2 separate regions of the Mus musculus genome follow, and region 1 is linked to region 2. The links are chromatin loops, found by intact Hi-C in ENCODE. Cell type or tissue: gastrocnemius. All regions are shown on one strand. Each heading gives the region's core, and the rest is flanking DNA. Links, peaks and the distances in the headings are about the cores only.

The links. Peaks named below come from ENCODE experiments on the same cell type or tissue, not always from the same donor. Only the 100,000 strongest peaks of a DNase experiment are listed, where the experiment ranks them.
Region 1: it touches region 2 in a loop (4-fold over the local background); 8 of 42 quality-filtered maps call a loop at or near these places.

What each region holds. Positions count from the first base shown.
Region 1 is chr13:55,227,674-55,235,673 of GRCm38, reverse strand. It overlaps Nsd1 (nuclear receptor-binding SET-domain protein 1), which reads right to left. Exons shown (of 23, transcript NM_008739.3): 3 at 1,644-1,779. Among named protein-coding and RNA genes, the nearest start is that of Nsd1, 22 kb to the right of the region's middle. In gastrocnemius, for the core only: a CTCF peak has its summit at 4,783; no DNase peak of the experiment used is centred there.
Region 2 is chr13:55,176,214-55,187,377 of GRCm38, reverse strand. No RefSeq gene overlaps it. Among named protein-coding and RNA genes, the nearest start is that of Nsd1, 28 kb to the left of the region's middle. In gastrocnemius, for the core only: CTCF peaks have their summits at 4,574 and 8,587 (motif pointing right); DNase peaks (open chromatin) are centred at 4,889, 5,094, 7,546, 8,603 and 1 more place; H3K4me3 peaks cover 1,269 bases; H3K27ac peaks cover 2,376 bases.

The sequences.
Region 1 (8,000 bases), core at 1-8,000, 50 kb before region 2:
TTTTTCCCAATTTTTGTAACATTGTTATTTATATGCATACATACTATAGCATACATGTGGAGGGCAGACAGCAACTTGTGGTAGTTCTCTCCACCATAGGAAGCCCGACGAAGCAACTCAGGTCTTCAGGCTTATACTTCAAACACTTTGAGCCATTTCTCTGGCTAAAGACAATGTAAATTATATTTTCTTTTCTTTTGTAAAAATACTTATTTATTTTTTATGTATGAATGATCACTTTTCCCACACCCTGAAGAGGGCATCAGATTCTATTACAGATGGTTGTGAGCCACCATATGGTTGCTGGGAATTGAACTCAGGATCTCTATAAGGGCAGGCAGTACTCTTAACTACTGAGAAACCTCTCCAGCCCCAACAAAGTAAATTCTTAAGTAAAGAGTCTAAGGTCAATAAATGAACCTCAGTTTGTAAAGTGACTACATACAATGCACAAAGTCCCAGGCGAGATGATAGCACCACATAAACTGAGTGGCACACACCTGATATCCCAGCACATGGGAGATGGAGGAAGATCAGATTGCCAGACAGTTCAAGGCCAGCCTGACAAAAATAAAACCTCATTTACAAAAATATGGGGGTCAGGGGTGTGTGACAGGGAGACTGGGACATACATTAATTTGTAGAACTAAATTTCCATTTTTATTTTCCATTGTATACATACAAAATAACTGAGTTTTGGTTTTTTTTTAAGATTTTATTTATTTATTATATGTAAGTACACTGTAGCTGTCTCCAGACACTCCAGAAGAGGGGGTCAGATCTTGTTATGGAGGGTTGTGAGCCACCATGTTGTTGCTGGGATTTGACTCTGGACCTTTAGAAGAGCAGTCGGTGCTCTTAACCACTGAGCCATCTCTCCAGCCCTTGTGTTGTTTTTTGAGACAGGGTTTCTTTGCGTAACAGTCATGGCTGTCCTGGAACTCACTCTGTAGACCAAGCTGGCCAGGAACTCAGAGATTCACCAGCCTCTGTCCCCCAAGTGCTGGGTCTCAAAGGTGTGCACCTTCACTGTCCTGAGGTCTTGAAATTTAAAATGGGCTGGAGAGACGGCTCAACGGATAAGAACACTTACTGCTTTCCTGAAGGTCCTGAGTTCAAAGCACAACAACCACATGGTGGCTCACAACCATCCATAATGAGATCTGATATCCTCTTCCCGTATGTCTGAAGACAGCTACACTGTATTTATCTATAATAATAAATAAATCTTTGGGCTAGAGTGAGTGGGGCCAGAGGGAGTTCAATACCCAGCAACCACATGATGGCTTGCAACCATCCGTATAGCTACAGTATACTCATATACATAAATAAATAAATCTTTAAAAATTTTTAAACATAATCTCACTACGTAGCTGTCCTCATATCCATGATTCTTCTGACTCCATCTTTCCAACCATGAAATTGCAGGCAAGTACTAACAGCCTGATCTAACCACTTTTCAATTTCAGAGTAAGACAAACTTCAACTAAAAAAATGAAAGGTGTTAATTCCTAAAAATTTCCAAGAAAACAATGTATTACTGCTAAGTACCAAAATCCTGATTCACACTAAAAACAGCTCCTAAAAAGCTCATGATTCCACACATTGTATTTTACAACAAATAATCAACTGTAAGTTATTACCTTTCATTTTTGAGTGTGTATTAATCAATGGATCAGAACAGATCCTGCAGGGCCACCAAGGGCGTCTCTTGAATTTTGCCCAAATAAGATCTCCAACTTCATATTTCAGTGGTGTAGACTTTTTCTTCGGTTGACACTTAGACAGACAAAACATGGGGGAACAGTAAGAAAAAAACCTTCGAAGCATTATCCTCCAATTAGAATTCTGAAAAGCAATGCCTAGAAATACAAAATGAAAACCCAGCCAGGCCAGCAGGATGGCTCAGTGGGTAAAAGCACCTGCCACCAAGCTAACAACCTGAGACTCACTGTGCAGAAAACAAACTCCCATGTTACCCTCTGCCTCCACATTAACACAGTACCCACTCACAACCACAATAAATATTTTAAGATTTATTTCGTTATTTATTATGTATACAGCATTCTGCCTGCATATATGCCTGCAGCCCAAAAGATGGCACCAGATCTTACCATAGATGGTTATAAGCCACCATGTGGTTGCTGGGAATTGAACCCAGGACCTCTGGAAAAGCAGCCAGTGCTCTTAACCTCTGAGCTATCTCTCCAGTGCAACAATACATGCTTTTAATGTTAAAAAAGAAAAAAAAAAAAAAAAAGACAGCCTAGCACAAATTACCCTGCCTCAACTGTTCACAGCATAGCCTTTTAGAATAATTTTCAATTTGTTTTACAATCATTAATGGTGATTATAAAAACAAAATCCTAAAATTACACAAGATATGATGGTACAAGCCTTTAACTTTAGTACATGGGAGGAAGAGGCAAGAATACATCACTAGTTCAATGCCAGCCTGGTCTACACAGTGAGCTCCAGATAGCCAGGACTATATAGTGAGACTCTGCCCCAAACAGAACAAAATCAAATTCTAGAAGTACAGGTCATACTCTACTCATACTACATAAATTTTTCCCATAATGAACAAAGAAGATATACAAAATATAACATAGTACAACTCTGAACAACATTCAAATAGAATACAATATAAATATAAATTAAGCTCTTAGGAATTGTTCAATTCAGCCTGAATCTTTTCTCCAAAAATAATATGCCTGACTGATATGGCATCTGCCTCCATTTAGCTCTGAGGTCCATGTCTCTAAATAGCACAAATTCCTGCTTTCAGAGGAAAAAAACTTGTGTTCACAAGCCTGAGCCTTCAATCCTGTATATACAAAAAAAGGTGCAAACATACTAAGGTATTTTGCAGAGGCCAAACTCTCTGGAGTGCGAGGACTAAGAACAATCTCTCAGGTTAATCCAAGGACTATTTCACCCTAAGGACCATGTCTTCAAAGGTGCTTACAGAGTTCCTACCTAAATGACTTAAACTATCCACTTGGCACTCAAGTGGTCATAAAAAAATATAAGAAATGATTCGGGCTGGTGAGATGGCTCAGCGGGTAAGAGCACCCAACTGTTCTTCTGAAGGTCCGAAGTTCAAATCCCAGCAACCACATGATGGCTCACAACCATCCGTAATGAGATCTGACTCCCTCTTCTGGAGTGTCTGAAGACAACTACAGTGTAATTACATATAATAAAAATAAATAAATCTTAAAAAAATATATAAAGAATGATTCATTGAAATAATCCAAGGAAAGATAAATAATGAATAATGCCCTTATTTAAAAGCATCTTTCAATCTAAAGACTGCTTTCACTTGGGGCTGGAGAGAAAGATCAATTAGAACATATATACTCTGCCAGAGGACTGTGGTTTCACTGCCAACACACACACACACACACACACACACACACACACACACACACACACACACAGTGGCCACAACCATCTGTAAGTCTAGTTCCAGAGGATTCAAAGCCCTCTTCTGAACCCTACTGCCACCACACACTGGTACACAGACAGGCATATAAGCAAAAGACCCACATACACTTAAACAAAAGGCTTTCACATAAAGCATGTGAAATAGAATGACTTACGATGCTTCAAAATACTCATGTTTGTAAGTTAAATTCACCTGAAAATACTAGTTTTCATTTTCATAGTCACTAAGAATAGAAGAGTAGAATAGAAAATATAGAACTTCCCTTTAAAAAAGGGAAGCTATTTGCCAATCAATTCAGAAAGTCTTTAAAAGTTTGTTAACTATATGAACTTTTAGAGCCTGAATGAAGCCCTGTATGGTGGCAGAGACTCAGAGTTCAGTGACAGCATCAGCTAGTACATTGTTTAGTTCCAAGCCAATCTGAGCTACATGAAACTGTCTCAAAAAACGAATGCTTGAAAAGAAAAATATATATTTTATTTGTCAAAATCTAATTGATACTAACATTGCATTTGGCAACTTAGGTACCTATATTTCTAATGTAATCTGTAACTTGTGACCAGGTGCTGATGGCACCCAACTTTAATACTCAATAGGCAAAGGCAGGCAGATCTTTATGAATCTGAGGCCAGCCTGATCAATAAATTGAATTCTATTACAGCCAGGGCTAAAGAGACAGAGAAACCCTGTCTGAAATTCCCTGCTCCCAAAAGAAAAATTTGCCAATCATTGATATTATTTAAGTCCTAAATGTACTTGTTTATTTGCAATCATTAATAAATATTATTCAATTCTTATTTACTTGTTATTTCCAATTTATCAAGCACAATGATCTTTCCTGCATTTCCATAAGGCATACTTTATACTTATTACAAGATAACTAACACTTTTGGCCTCCAAGCACAAGTGCCCCGATATACACACATACACATACACAACACACACAGTAACAGTATCAGTTTAGTCCATGGATTCAAAGCTGGATAGAACAACTGAAGCTCAAATTATTAATGACCACATTTATCATTTGATAACAATAAAACCTCAGATACTATTTATGAGAATTTAACCATAAATGAGGAGATGGAATTGGTTCTGCCTTCTATTCATATACCTATTACAAATGGATTACATTGTATTATCAGACACACTGCCAAAAAATAAATGTGCTGAGCTATGACTAGCAAAACAACAGGCACTGGATGCGGGATGGCAACTTTAATACACCCTGTGAAGAGACCAAAAGATCCAGGCTGGAGAGATGGCTCACAGGTTAAGAGCACTGACTGCTCTTCCAGAGGTTCTGAGTTCAATTCTCAGCAACCACAAGGTGGCTCACAACCATCTGTAATGAGATCCTATGCCTTCTTCTGGTGTGTCTGTAGACAGCACCAGTGTACTCACATATATAAAATAAATTTAAAAAAAAAATGGTTTTCTTTCTGAAAGATTAAAAGATTTCTTCAGTGCAGGTGGTGGTGGCACAGACCTTTAAGCCCAGCATCCAGGAGGCAGAAGTAGGCAAATTTCTGAGTACAAGGTTTAGTGGTAGAATACTTGCCTGCCATTAACACTAGGGAAACACAGAAACACACACACAAAATGTATATAAATGTTCATAAAAATAATTTACCACAGTCAAAAAAGTAAAAACAATCAGATGACCACTAACTGAAGAATGGAAATATAAAATGTAATTTGTGAATGCAATGGAATACAGTTAGTATATGTAGATTTAGGGTCTACATCTGCTAAAAAAAAAATCTATTTAAGGAGAGCAGGGCACAGTGGTACAATCTATAATCCTAGCATTTAGGAAGCTGAGATAAGTTTGAAGTTAGAGTGGACTACATGAGTTCAACATCCAGAGGATCAAAGGAGCTCTTGAATGGCCTCCTTGGACACCTAACACACATATACACATACCTACACAATATACATAAATAATTAAAATAATAAAAAAATCTTTTTTTAAAAGGGTGTGTGTGAGAGAGAGAGACAGACAGACAGACAGAGGGGCATGCACATACATACACAAGGCACAGTGAATAAACCTGTTTGCCAACAAGTGGGATGACCTGAGTTTGATCACATGATCCTCTTACCTCCATGTGTGCCATGGCACAGGTGTTCCCTTACTTGCCACACTCAAATAAATGTAATAAAAAATGAAAGAAAGCATGGTCTAAAAGCCAGTGGTTCATATTTGTAATCCCAACACATAGAAGGCATAGGCAAGAACACAAGTTGGAGACCAAACTAGACTACACAAGGAGTTTGAAGCTATCGGGACTACAAATTAAGACTTGCAGGGGAGAGACAGGCCAGGTATGTAGCTCAATAATGAGCATATGCCTAATTCATACAGGGCCCTGGGTTTTATCCCCAGCACCAAATATCAGGAATGTATTCTGAGGACTGGCAATGCTAGATAATCTTTAGCCTAGGATAATAAAGTGATGAAACTCTTGAAATTCACAAAAACCTCATGACCCAAATAACCAATATTTAACTTCTTCAAGTCAAAAATAAAATTCTTAAGTAGTCAATTTGACCACTTCAAGTCTTACTGACTGACCTCACCCAGGCCTCTAGAGATGTTTTAGGGCTGTTGTACATCTTTGCCTCTGCAGAAAGAAGGCAATGAGAGGACACGCTTCACAACAAGAATGTTTTCTTTGTACTCACTCTACTGGTGGCTGGCTGAGATCTCAGCAGCATATGCTAACTTTGAATTCAAACTTACCACACAGCCACGGATGACCCTCACCTCACGATCCTCCATAATCAAGTGCTGCGACTAGAGGTGTGTGTCATCATCATCATCCCATGTGTTTATGCAGGGCTGGGGACAAAGCCCAGGGTATGGGGCTAACCAGGCAAGTACTCTACCCACAGAGCTATATCCCTAGGCCATTTGTTTCTGAGGGAATTCTATGAACCTAACTAAGGTAAATCAAATATTACTTTCATTCATGTATTTAACATTTACCAGGCCAGTCTAGACCTTGAGCTATAAATACAGTTGAGAAATAATTTCTCTTTCTCAAAAAAAAAAAAAAAAAAAAAGTCAAAGACCAGCAGCAAGATGGTCAAGCAGGTAGAGCTGAGAAGTTCGACAAATGCACTCCGATGCCAGAACTCACCAGGTGAAATAAGAAAACTAATTCTCACAAGTTGTCCTCCCATCTAAATATGAGCACAATGACATAAGCACATTCACACACTAAGTTAATTTTTAAAATTTAAAGACTGGAGAACGGCTCCGCAGTTAAGAGCACTACTACTCTTCCAAAGGATCCAGGTTTGACTCCCAACACCTGCCCAGTAGCCCATAGTCATCTGTAACTCCTGTCACAGGGCATCTAGTACCCCCACAGTACTCTTCTAGTACACCTCTGTAACAGGGCATCTAGTACCCTCTTCACAGTACTCTTCTAGTACACCTCTGTCACAGGGCATCTAGTACCCTCTTCACAGTACTCTTCTAGTACACCTCTGTCACAGGGCATCTAGTACCCTCTTCACAGTACTCTTCTAGTACACCTCTGTCACAGGGCATCTAGTACCCTCTTTTCTGGCCTCCGTAAGCACAAACACACATTCAATGCACAGACAGAACGTTTGTTTGTTTGTCTTTTTAATTACGTTGAAGGCTAAGTGTGGTGGCAGGCACCTTTAATCCCAGCACTCAGGAGGCAGAGGCAGGCAGATTTCTGGGTTCCAGAACAGCCTGGTCTACACTGAGAAACCCTGTTGAATTCAAACTTTGAAAATGTTCCCCAACTACCATTTCTGGCTAAACACTGTCAGAAATCAATATATTCAAGCATGCAGCACTTTAATAAAAACCCCATTCTTGTCTGCTAAGTATCAGAACAAAGCTCCTAAGGAGTTAAAACTAGGGTGGAGGCAGTGGCTCAGCTGGTAGAATCCTTGTCTAGTATGGTCAAAGCCCTGGGTTCACTCCCCAGCAATGCCTAACCAGGAATGGTGGCACACATCTAAAATCCCAGCTCTTGGAAGGCAGAGGCAGGAGGATCAGGAGTTAAAGGATACCCTGGGCTAGGGTAAGAAATTATCTCAAAACATAAAAATAAAATAAAATGAAAAAGGATTCTGGGGGCAGGAAGATAACTCAGCTGTATTTGCAAAGGACCTGGATTCAGTTCCTAGCACCTACAGGGCAGACCACAAATATCTGTAACTACAGTTCTAGGGTATTCAGCAGCCTCTTCTGGCCTTTTTGAATACTAGGCATGCATGTGGTACACACACATACACGCAGGCAAATACTCATACATATAAAACAAAAGGAAATCTTCTTTAACAAGATCTTGTCTCAACAGGTAATGGTTCACCCCTGGAAGCCCAGCACTCTAGAGACTGAAGCAAAAGGACTGTTTGGACTTCAATGCTAGCCTGGGTTAATAGCAAGGATCTATCTTAAAATAAAGATAAAATAAAAACCAAATAAATAGGCCCTACATCAAACGGGGAAGGAGGGGTGCAGGGAGATAACATCATTAGTAAAATGTTGTGCCTGTCA
Region 2 (11,164 bases), core at 1,292-9,291:
ATGTCAGCACAATGATGAGTAGGTGAAGTCTCAGGCAGTAGTGAGATTGAGGATAGCAGGGGGAGCGAAGGTCACTCGTTCAGTCAACAAAAAGCTCTGATAATGTGTCCATCGGTCAGGGGGACGGTTGGATAATGCTTTCAAGAGCGTTAGTCAGCCATTGGTCATGGGGGCTGAACCACACTTTCTAGGACATGTGCCAAGTTTTGTCTCAGAGTCAATTTATCTGCGTCCTTGACCAGAAGCCACTATGTGCAGACAAGCAGGCCATCTTACAGCCACCAGGTCTAATTTCTTACAAGTATGCCACAGGTCTTTTTCAGGGTCCCAATCTCTGAGTAAGAACTTTTTTGGCAATACCTTTGTTCTCAGTCACATCTAGGAGTCCCATAGCTGGGGATAACATTAGGGCAGTCTCAAGAGCATCCAAGGCCATCTAAGATTGTTCCTTTTTCTCTATACGAAGGGCTGTTTATCTCTTTAACTCAGCAAAACCTGGAATCCACAATCTGCAAAAGCCCGCAGTGCCCAGGAACTTTTTAGCTTGTTTTGCACTGGTCGGTGGAGGAGTATGAAACACAGTCTCTTTTTCTAGCTGCTTTAACAGGTAGGCCACCGGACTCTTTTAAGGACTCAGCTTCTGTGTTAGCACCCCTTTTGTTATCTCTTTACTTTTAGCCACGAACAGGTGAAGGGTTTGGTCATGAGGGGGGCTCCTCTTCTTTTTGTTGGGGCAGTCTCTCACCCAGTGCTCATTTTCTTTACAGTATACACGTTGATCTTTAGCCAAAAGCTTTCTTTTGTTGCCAGGTACTATCTAAGTTTTTTAATTTTCCTGACTTTTGTGACCAGCATTTTATTTCTCTTATCTATCTGTCTCACAGCACAGCTCTGATTTTGACTCTGATCTCTGTCTTTGTCTTAACTTCCTGTTACCTTGGTCAGATTGTTGGGACACTTTCTAGTCCCACAGAGACGAGACCCCCATCAGAGTCTGGCAGTTAGACTCACAGGTGCTCCTTACCTTGGACAGAAGCCCCAAGTGGGCGGATGCCTCCCTCACTGGAACTTGGAACAGACTCACTGCCAGCAACTCAGGGTGGTGCCACCTTCTGAGAAGAGGGAACTTTAGAGCAGAGACGGGAGTGCAGCTCTCACAGCTGGCTGCAACCGGCACTTATCTTAAAGTGAAAGCAGTTTTTCTGTTAACAAGAGACGGGATGGGAGGGACAGGGGAATGAGAAGCTGCCTGGGAACCTGCAGCGCTCTTGGCCGGCTACTCGAACAGCCTCCTCTTCTTTTGCTTCAGCAGCCACAACATTCAGGCCACTGACTTCTCAGGGACCACTCCTCATTTGCTCCGGATTTCCGAGCTCATTTTTCCCTAGGCTCCAGGTCCATGGGCGGGACCACTGTTACCCGCTGGCTGCTCTCTGGAGTTGGAGTGGGAGGCAGGGCAGCTGAGGATCTGAAAGGAAGTGGTCAGCATAGGGATCTGACAGGATTTTTAGGCTTATTTCAGAAGGCATAACTTAAAAACAGTCGTCAGTCATCAGTCCAAGTCCGAACACAAAGAGACACACAAGACACACACAGAAACCGTAAACCACAAACAAAAACAAGATAGTAACAGACAACATAGACGACTCACAAAAACAAACGTAAACAAACAAAATTACCAAGCGACAGAACCAGAGTCAGAGAAAGGGGAGTGGACACAGATTGTCCCATTTTTAGAAAAACAGTAGTCACAACAAGAGCGGACACGAGACTAAGACAAAAAAGAAACCAGAAGAATCAGATGGCCTCTCTAAGGCCGGCCAATTGAGACCCTCTGCACGAGGTGGGACTCGAACCCACGATCCCGTGACCAGACGCGAGGTGGGACTCGAACCCACGATCTCGCAACAAAACACGAGGTGGGACTCGAACCCACGATCCCGTGACAAAACACGAGGTGGGACTCGAACCCACGATCCCGTGACAAAACACGAGGTGGGACTCGAACCCACGATCTCGCAACTGGGCACGAGGTGGGACTCTAACCCACGATCTCGCAACCCCAAATGGTCTCTTGGCCTTCAAAGGGGTCCACCAGGCGTCCCTGATCCTCCCCTGTTCCTCCTGGGACGTCTCCCAGGGCGAACGGACGGTGGACACCTGGACACGTCTATCCTTATCCACCCCGCACTCCCTCTCGGAGCGCGGTCTCACTGAGCGTCCGCAAAACTGAAACTGCGATCGCACCAAACTTAGAAACAGAACACAGACATCAGAACACAGACATCAGACCAAAGCAGAACAAAGAATCTTACCTCTAAGTGGGTCTAGGACCTCTGGGTGGTCGCGCTGTTTCCCGGCCAACGCACCAAATGAAAGACCCTCGAGGGAAGACCCTCACTCAGACACTCAAGTCCCGGGACAGCCGCGTACCCAAGAAGACACTGAGACCATACATAAAATGTAGAAGGCAAGATTTAATAAGGCAGCAACATGAAAGCACACAGACCAGCGCTCTGGGGTCGAAATAAAGCAGCAACATGGAAGCACACAGAGCTCTGGGGTCGAAACTCATACACCTTAGCACAGGGTAGAGGAGTCTCGACGGTCAGCCAGAATTTTTCACAGGCTTATATAGTAAAACTCAAAGGGGGAGAACTGGGCAGGGAAAGTACAAGTTTACATCACTAGGGAGTTCTGCCAAAGGACAAGGGGTTCTGTCAGAGGAATCTACGTAACTAAGGAGTCATGTCCTATCAAGGAATCTACGTAACTAAGGAGTCATGTCCTATCATTTGGCAATGTACCCGGTTCATTTTGAGGTTGTTCCAGGAGGCCTTTATCTCAAAAATGTTTTTCAGATGGGAGGGGGTGGGCTCCGAGGTAAAAAGTTCATGTTTTCACAAGAGGCCAGTAATTTTCTATTCTTCACCTGAAGACAACTACAGGGCTGTATAGTGATTATAGTGAGACAGTCCTGTCTCATAAGGACTGCATGCTTGGGCTGAATTTGCACCCTGTTGCACAATCCTCGCTTAACATGCACAAGGTTCTGGGTTGGTCCCAGCAGCCAAATGTAATATGTAAATAAGTAAATAAAAGTGGCATAATGTTTAGCTGAAAGTGTTTAGTGAGTGCTCTCTGAATATCTGTTTTTTGAAGTTAGAAGAGCCCCAGAATTCAGACTGTAGAGCAAGGGGATCAAAGGACCCCTTCACGGGGGTCACATATCAGATATTTACATTATGATTCATAACAGTAGCAAAATTACAGTTATGAAGTAGCAATGGAAATAATTTTATGGTTGGGGTCACCATACCATAAATGAACTGTATTAAAGGGTTGCATGCAGCATTTGGAAGGTTGAGAACCTCTGTTCTAAAGCCTAATATATATGTATATGTGTGTGTGTGTGTGTGTGTGTATATATACATATACATATATATATCATACATAGATACATAGAATATATAAATATGTATACACACATATATACACACATATGCATATACATATGTGTATACACACACATATATGTGTATGTATACACATATATAAACACACACATAACTGTATATATGAGGGAAAGCAAAGGCTTCACCCCTCAGACCAGCCTTTCTACAACAGAGGTACAGACAGTCTCTCCCCCAACCTCTTGTGCAAGCATGTCTCTCCCCACGAAGAACTCTGCTCTGCCAGCTCAGCTGAAGCAGCTTAGCCTCCAGATGCTGGCAGACAGAGGCTGGAGCTGGACTGTGAGCCTAGGATCAGAAGCTGCTGCAGCCTGATTGGGAGCAACCCTGACCAGGTTCACATTCTGGCTGGGTAATCTTGGGCAGGCTGTCTGACTTGTCAGTTGGGAATTTGAATGGACTGTCCGTCACTGGGATGTGGTAAGAATTCTCAGTAGATCTCTGAGTCACCTAAAGATACTACTATGAGCCGGGCGTGGTAGTGCACGCCTTTAATCCCAGCACTCGGGAGGCAGAGGCAGGCAGATTTCTGAGTTCGAGGCCAGCCTGGTCTACAGAGTGAGTTCCAGGAGACAGCCAGGGCTACACAGAGAAACCCTGTCTCGAAAAACGAAAAAAAAAAAAAAAAGACACTAAAACAAACCATTTATTTAATTCTTTTAGGGGAGTGTGCACCAGTGTAGGTCAGAGGGCAGCTTTCAGGAGTCTGATCTGTCCCTCCAATGTGTGGGTTCCAGTGACTCAACTCAGATCATCAGATTTGGCGGTGAGCATCTTTACCTGATAAGCCAGCCCTCCTTTAGCTCCTGCTTATTAATTATTATTATTATTTTATGTGCATTGGTATGTCCGGGTAAGGGTATCAAATCTTTTTTTTTTTAATTTCTTTTCTTTTTTTTTTGGGGGGGGGTATCAAATCTTGGAGTTACAGACAATTGTGAGCTGCCATGTGGGTGCTGGGAATTGAACCCAGGTCCTCTGGAAGAGCACTCATTGCTTTTAGTCACTGTCTCCAGCCCCACTTAGTTTTTCTATTTTTGCTGACTCAGAGGAGCAGGGCCTCCCTGATGCACTGTCACCCCCATGTGACTAAGCACGGGAATTACATAGAGGAGTTCTCAGGGAGGGAAGGAGCCCTGGACTCCTTCACTGCAAGCCTGGGCTTCCTGGCCCTCGTCACTTCTCTGTCTGGCGTCTCCCGGGCTCCCAAACCCTGAGCTGTCAACGTCTGAGAAGAGAGTAGCTTGCTTCTGGGCTCAGGGCATTTGTTGTGCCTTTTAGGACTCTAGAATGTAGTGGCTCCTTCGTACGCTTTCAAGGCCCCTTATAAAAACTAGGTTTGGCTCGGCCTTAGCGCCATCTTCTTTGAAACTCCTGCGCCACGAGAGGGAAGTGGCGGAAGAAGAGAATGCGAATGAATGCGCAGGCTGAGGCGCAAGAGAAGAGAAGAAAGAAGAGGCAGAGGTCCAAGTAAATTAGCTTGTGCACCCACGAAGCCTGCAGGAGCAGAGAGGTAAGGGATGCCGAAGGCCAGGACACCGGAACAAGTTGTTGATCTGTATGCTGCTGTCGGTAGTAAGTCTCAGTGGACCTGGAACGTGATCTGGCCGAGATCACCTGGGAAAATGACTGCCTTTCTTATAACCCAAACAGTCCGGCTGGCTCTCTGCCCTGGACCTTTGGCATTCTGGACTAGGTCTGTTCTCACTTGTGGCCAAGTGTAACTCGTGTACAATAGATACTCTTGCTGTCAGCTGAAGAATCATAAATAAATAAATAAATAAATAAATAAATAAATAAATAAGAAAGGAAAAACAAAACAAAACAAAAAAACTAGGTCTGGAGGTGCAAGCCTGTAAGCTTGGTGGTGGAAAGTGAAGAGACTCCGAAGTTCAAGGTCAGCTAGGTGTGGGGGTGCACACTTTCTGGCATTTGGGAGGCGGGGTCAGGCCTATCTCTGTGGTTTGAGGCCAGGGGGGACTACATAGTAGGACTAACTCAAATAGAAGTTCCAGGTTATTCTTGGTTACATTGTGACTTTAGGGGCAACCTGGGCTATAAGAGAGTCTATCTTAAAAACAAATTGACTGGGCTGGTGAGATGGCTCAGTGGGTAAGAGCACCCGACTGCTCTTCCGAAGGTCCTGAGTTCAAATCCCAGCAACCACATGGTGGCTCACAACCATCCCTAACGAGATCTGACTCCCTCTTCTGGTGTGTCTGAAGACAGCTACAGTATACTTACATATAATAATAAATAAATCTTAAAAAAAAAAAACAAATTGACAAGAGTCACCACTTTTAATCCCAGCATTCAGGGAGGACAGAGGCTGGAGGATCTCAGTGAGTTTCAGGACAGCCTGGTTTACAAAGAGAGTTACAGGACAGCCAGGGCTCAGGAAAAAGAAAAAAAAAAAAGCAAAACAAACAGAACAAAACAAAACAAAACAAACAAACAAACAAACACCCTGGCAAATGGGAAAGGAAACGCTGCTTGCATTGGGCGCCTTTGACTGGACTTAGGTGACTTGGCAAAGCCTCGGCTTCCTCCTTCCTTATCCGAGCTCTCCCGAGCAAGTGCAGCTACTGCAACAGCGTTCCTATGCTGCTGACGCCAGTGCCGTCCTGGGCGGGATGGGTACCCGTTCCATCCACCTTACAGATACTACTAGGCAGGTTATTATGATGATCATGTTAATCCTCTTTGTCAACTGTTGTATGACAAAGCTTTTCCTGGGGAGATGTCTTAGTTAGGGTTTTGCTGCGGTGAACAGACACCATGACCAAGGCAACTCTTTTTTTTTTTTTTTTTTTTTTTTTTTTTTGGTTTTTCGAGACAGGGTTTCTCTGTAGCCCTGGCTGTCCCAGCACTCGGAAGGCAGAGACAGGCGAATTTCTGAGTTCGAGGCCAGCCTGGCAGCCTGGTCTACAAAGTGAGTTCCAGGACAGCCAGGGCTATACAGAGAAACCCTGTCTCGAAAAAACCAAACCAAACCAAACCAAACCAAACCAAACCAAACCAAACCAAACCAAGGAAACATGATCTCGCCTGCATAGTGGAATGTTTCAATCCTAGAGGAAACTTTCACAACATCAACTTGACTCCATGGAAATGCATCTATAGGCCTGTCTACAGAGCTGTTCCTAGAAAGATGGAGAGTGAGAAACACCAGAGTTCATCTTCTGATGCTTTCTGGTTGTGGGTGCCACATGACCACTCTCCTGCCGCCATGCTGTCTCGGACTGTACCCTCCCACCATGAGCCTGAACAAACCATTCCTTCCCTACTTGCTTGCTTCTGTCACAGCAGTGAGAAACTGGTATGCCCCCATCTTGCAGGAGAGAATGCTGAGTCACACAGGGTGACAGAGCCCTGCCTATAACTGGTAGGCCTGGGTATAACTGGCTGTTCTTATAACTGGGATGGTGGGAGGGCACAGAGACCTTGGCTCAAAGCTCACCTCTTCCTCTGGTAGCTAGCTCCCCAACTTTGCATCTAAGCTTCCTCCTCCGTGAAGTAGGTTGGCAGGTCTCACAGCTCAGCTTCCTACCAGAAGCTGGGAAGTTGGATGTTGGAGGGGTAGGCCTGAAATGTATCCAGAGCTGGCATAACACACACAAGTAAGAAGAGTTCCCCTGGGCTGAAGAGTACCGACTGCTCTTCCAGAGGTCCTGAGTTCAATTCCCAGCAACCACGTGGTGGCTCACAATCATCTGTAATGGGATCTGATGCCCTCTTCTGATGAGTCTGAAGAGAGCAATGATGTGCTCATATTCATAAAATAAATAAATAAAGGAGAAGAGGAAGAAGAGGAGGAGGAGGAGGAGGAGGAGGAAGTTCTCCCTAAGGAGGTCAGTCAGAGGCCTGATCCTTGTCTTGGCTCCAGAAAAGCTAAAGCCAGAGATTGAGAGCCCTAATGCAGGCAGAACCAGCTTGGAGTAAGGTCTCAAGAATCCAAGCCTCCACCTTCTATCTCCCATGTGCCCCTGCCAGCTCCATCTAAACTGCCAGCTCGTACCAGGCAGCTCTGTGGGACTCTTTCCAAACATATGCGCTATCATGACATTTGCTGCTGAAAACCTCACCTTCCACCCTTTGCCAGATACTCAACCCCTTGCCAAGGCCCCTGAGATCTATTGGCACAGCTCTGGCAACTCTAGTTTTCTTTCCAGTCCTTGGCTTCTCCCGTCTCCTTAGAGATACCTTGGCCTTTGCACTTGCTGTTCCCACTCTGTGAGACACTTTTTCCCACTGTCTTAGTTAAGGTTTTACTGCTGTGAACAGACACCATGACCAAGGCAACTCTTAAAAAGGAAAACATTTAATTGGGGCTGGCTTACATGTTCTGAGGTTCAGTCCATTATCATCATGGTAGGAAGCATGGCAGCATCCAGGCAGACATGACAGGCATACCGACTGAGCTGAGAGTTCCTCAGGAATCAGGAGACTGTGTGCCACACTGGGTGTAGCTTGAGCATAGGAGACATCAAAGCCTGCCCCCACTGACACACCTCCAACAAGGCCACACCTCCTAATAGTGCCACACCCTATAGGCCAAACAGTCAAACACATGACTTTATGGGGACCATACCTATTCAAATCACAACAACATCCATGGCTATTGCAGAGATACAGGGAATTTCTGGTTGGAGGCACCATGTGGGAGCACCCATGCAGGGGGCTGGGGCTGAGGAGGACCAGACTGAAATCCTGAGTCATGTTAAGGGCCATGGACCCCAATCCTGAAGTCAGTGGAGGGTTTTGAGTAGACGCAGTTGCTTAGCACCTCCCCCAAGCATGGATTAGAAACTTGTTTCTGAAGAAAACTGTCTCCCAGGGAAGTCTGGAGAGAGGGTTCAGTGGTTAAAAACACTTGCTGCTCTTGCTTGGGGACCAAGGGCTCCATCCTGTCCCTAGGTGATCCGATGATCCTGTCCGACTTCTGCAAAGCGCACATACATGCAAGCAGATGAAACATTCACACACGTGAAATAAAATAAACAGTTGAAAGAAAACTGTCCTCCAAGAATGTCCTGATGACCACAAGTTGGATATATTGTATATCCCAATACAAACCACCTCTGAACCAGGCCAAAACAAGATGTTGCATTTCCTGTGGCTACCAGGAGGTGGCACCAACACCCCAGTATGTCACCCTTGACTCTGTTCTGATTGCCTTCACAAACCAGAGACTGGAGAAGAAAAGGGGGTGGGGGTGGGGGGAGGGTAAGGAAAATGACCAGGAGCAAAGCCCAGGATGATGGAGCCAGAGTGGTGCTGTGTACATTTTTTTTCTCTTTCTTTCTTTCTTTCTTTCTTTCTTTCTTTCTTTCTTTCTTTCTTTCTTGGCGTAGCAAAACATGTGGGTCTGGAGTGTGTTTTTCTGTTTTCACCATCATCTGCCCCACAGGCCCCTAAATCACTCACATTGCCCTGTGAGTATTGAGCAAATGCTGTAGTCCTGAGCTGTCCCACATCCCTGCCCGTAGCCCTGGATGGCCTAGAACTCACTATGTGGACCAGGCGAGCCTCCTACTCGGTCATAGAGATCTTGCCTCTGCCTCAAGGGTGCTGTGACTAAAGGCTCCTTTTTGGCAAGTTCTTTATGCCTGACTTGGAAACTCCTGGTCCAAGCTGGAGCCTTGGGATTCCGGAGGTCTAGGCCTCAGGCCAGGGGATGGGAGAGGGAGTGAGTTGTGGCTCTTTCTGGGGCTGGTGAGAAAAGCAGCTCAGTGGCTAAGAGCACTGGCTGCTCTTCCAGAGGTCCTGAATTTAATTCCCAGCAACCACATGGTGGCTCACAACCATCTATGGGGGAATCTGATGCCCTCTTCAGGCAGGCAGGTGTATGTGCAGCAGAGCACTCATACATTAAATAAATAAAATTAAAACAAACAAACAAACAAACAAACAAAAACTACTCTCTGGCTCCTTGCTTTTGTCTCCAGAGGAAGTCATGTCCCAGTTCCCAGCTGTGTCTCTAGGCATAACTAAGTCTATCAACCACCTCACTGGGCTCTCTGGTCTCTTCACTGGCCTGCTACAGTGGGCTTCATCTGATGCCCTGTTCTTTTTCACTCTGTCTACATGAGTGACCTGGAGCTCCTCAGATCTCCCTGTCCCTGCCTGCCATGTTCTGGGCCTTTGCAGAGCCTGCTCCCTCTCTTTGGAATGGTCTCCCTCCCACTCTCTCAAGACAGGCACTGGCCTGCAACTCAGGTTTGATTCCCTCATGGAGCGCTTCCCGAAGGCTCATCATGATCTGTCTTGCAGGATTGTCAAGTGGTTGACCTGCAGGGTTCTCTGTTTAATCATAGTCAGTACTTTCTTGGTTGTTTATTTCACTGGAAACTCCTGGGGGGCGGGGAGCAAGCCTATCTATCTGTCTTCACTCCTGCGGGCAGGGACCAGGCCATCTTCACGGCATGCACAGTGACTGAAAAAATGTCTGGTGGAGAGAGTACTCGCAGGCATTGGGGGCACTGAGGTCACTTCCTCAGAAACATCAATAACTGATCTTGTATTTCTCTTCTTTTGTTTGGTTTTGAGGTAAAATTGTACCTGGAACTCACTTTGTAGTCCAGGTTACCCTCCAACTCACAACAATCCTCCTGTCTCAGCCTCCTAAACTACTGGGAATATAGGCTTAAGCCATCATACACCCCCTTCTTTCTTTTTCAGTGTTTCAGACAGGATCATTATTATCATTATTATTATTATTATTAAAACTTTTTATTATACTTTATGCATTTGTGTGAGCATGAATGTGTATGTAAAGGTCAGATGATAATTTATGGGAGTTGGTATTCTTTTTTCCACCATGTGAGACCCAGAGAATTGAACTCAGGTGATAAGGCTAGCTCACAAATGCCTTTCTCTGGTAAATCACCCCTCTGACCTGAGTCAGGGCCTTATGTAGCCGTAGGTGGCCTTGAACTCCCGATCCTCTTTCATTTCCCTCCCAGGAGGATACAACTGCTGTCCCAGTCATTACCTGCTTACTGTTCCTAAGTCCCTGAAAGGTACTCAGGAGATAGCTCAGCAGTTAAGAGCAATGACTGCTCTTCTGAAGGTCCTGAGTTCAAATCCCACAACTACATGGTAGCTCACAACCACCTGTAATGAGATCTGACTAATTAATAATAATTATTATTTATAATAATAAATAAATCTTTTTTTTAAAGTCACTGCAAACACCCACTTAGGGTCCACATGCTTTTGTTTATGCAGGGGTAGGAACCGAATCCAGGTCTCTGTGTATGCTAGGCAGGCACTCTACCAACTGAGCTACATCCCAGCACCTTGGCTTTTTCCATTCTGAAGTACAAGGTTGAGGTCATTTCCTAACAGTCTCGCAAAGACTTCCTTCCCTTCCCTCCCTCCCTTCCTTTCTTCTCCAATGTAGATCACACCCAAGGATCTCACTAAACGGCATCCACTATCAGAACATCTAGAACAGTCCCGTTTTTGTTTTTGCTTGGGACAAGGCCTCACTGTGTACTCCTGGCTGTAACTCTGTAGAGCAGGCTGACCTCAATCTCACAGGGCGCCTCCCTCTTTGAGTGCTGGGATTTGGGGTGCGCACCCTCATCTGAGCAGAGGAGCCCTTTGTTGAAGGCTCTAAACCATTGGTTCTCAACCTATGGTTCTTAACTTGGGGGGTATCAAATGACCATTTTACGGGAATAGAA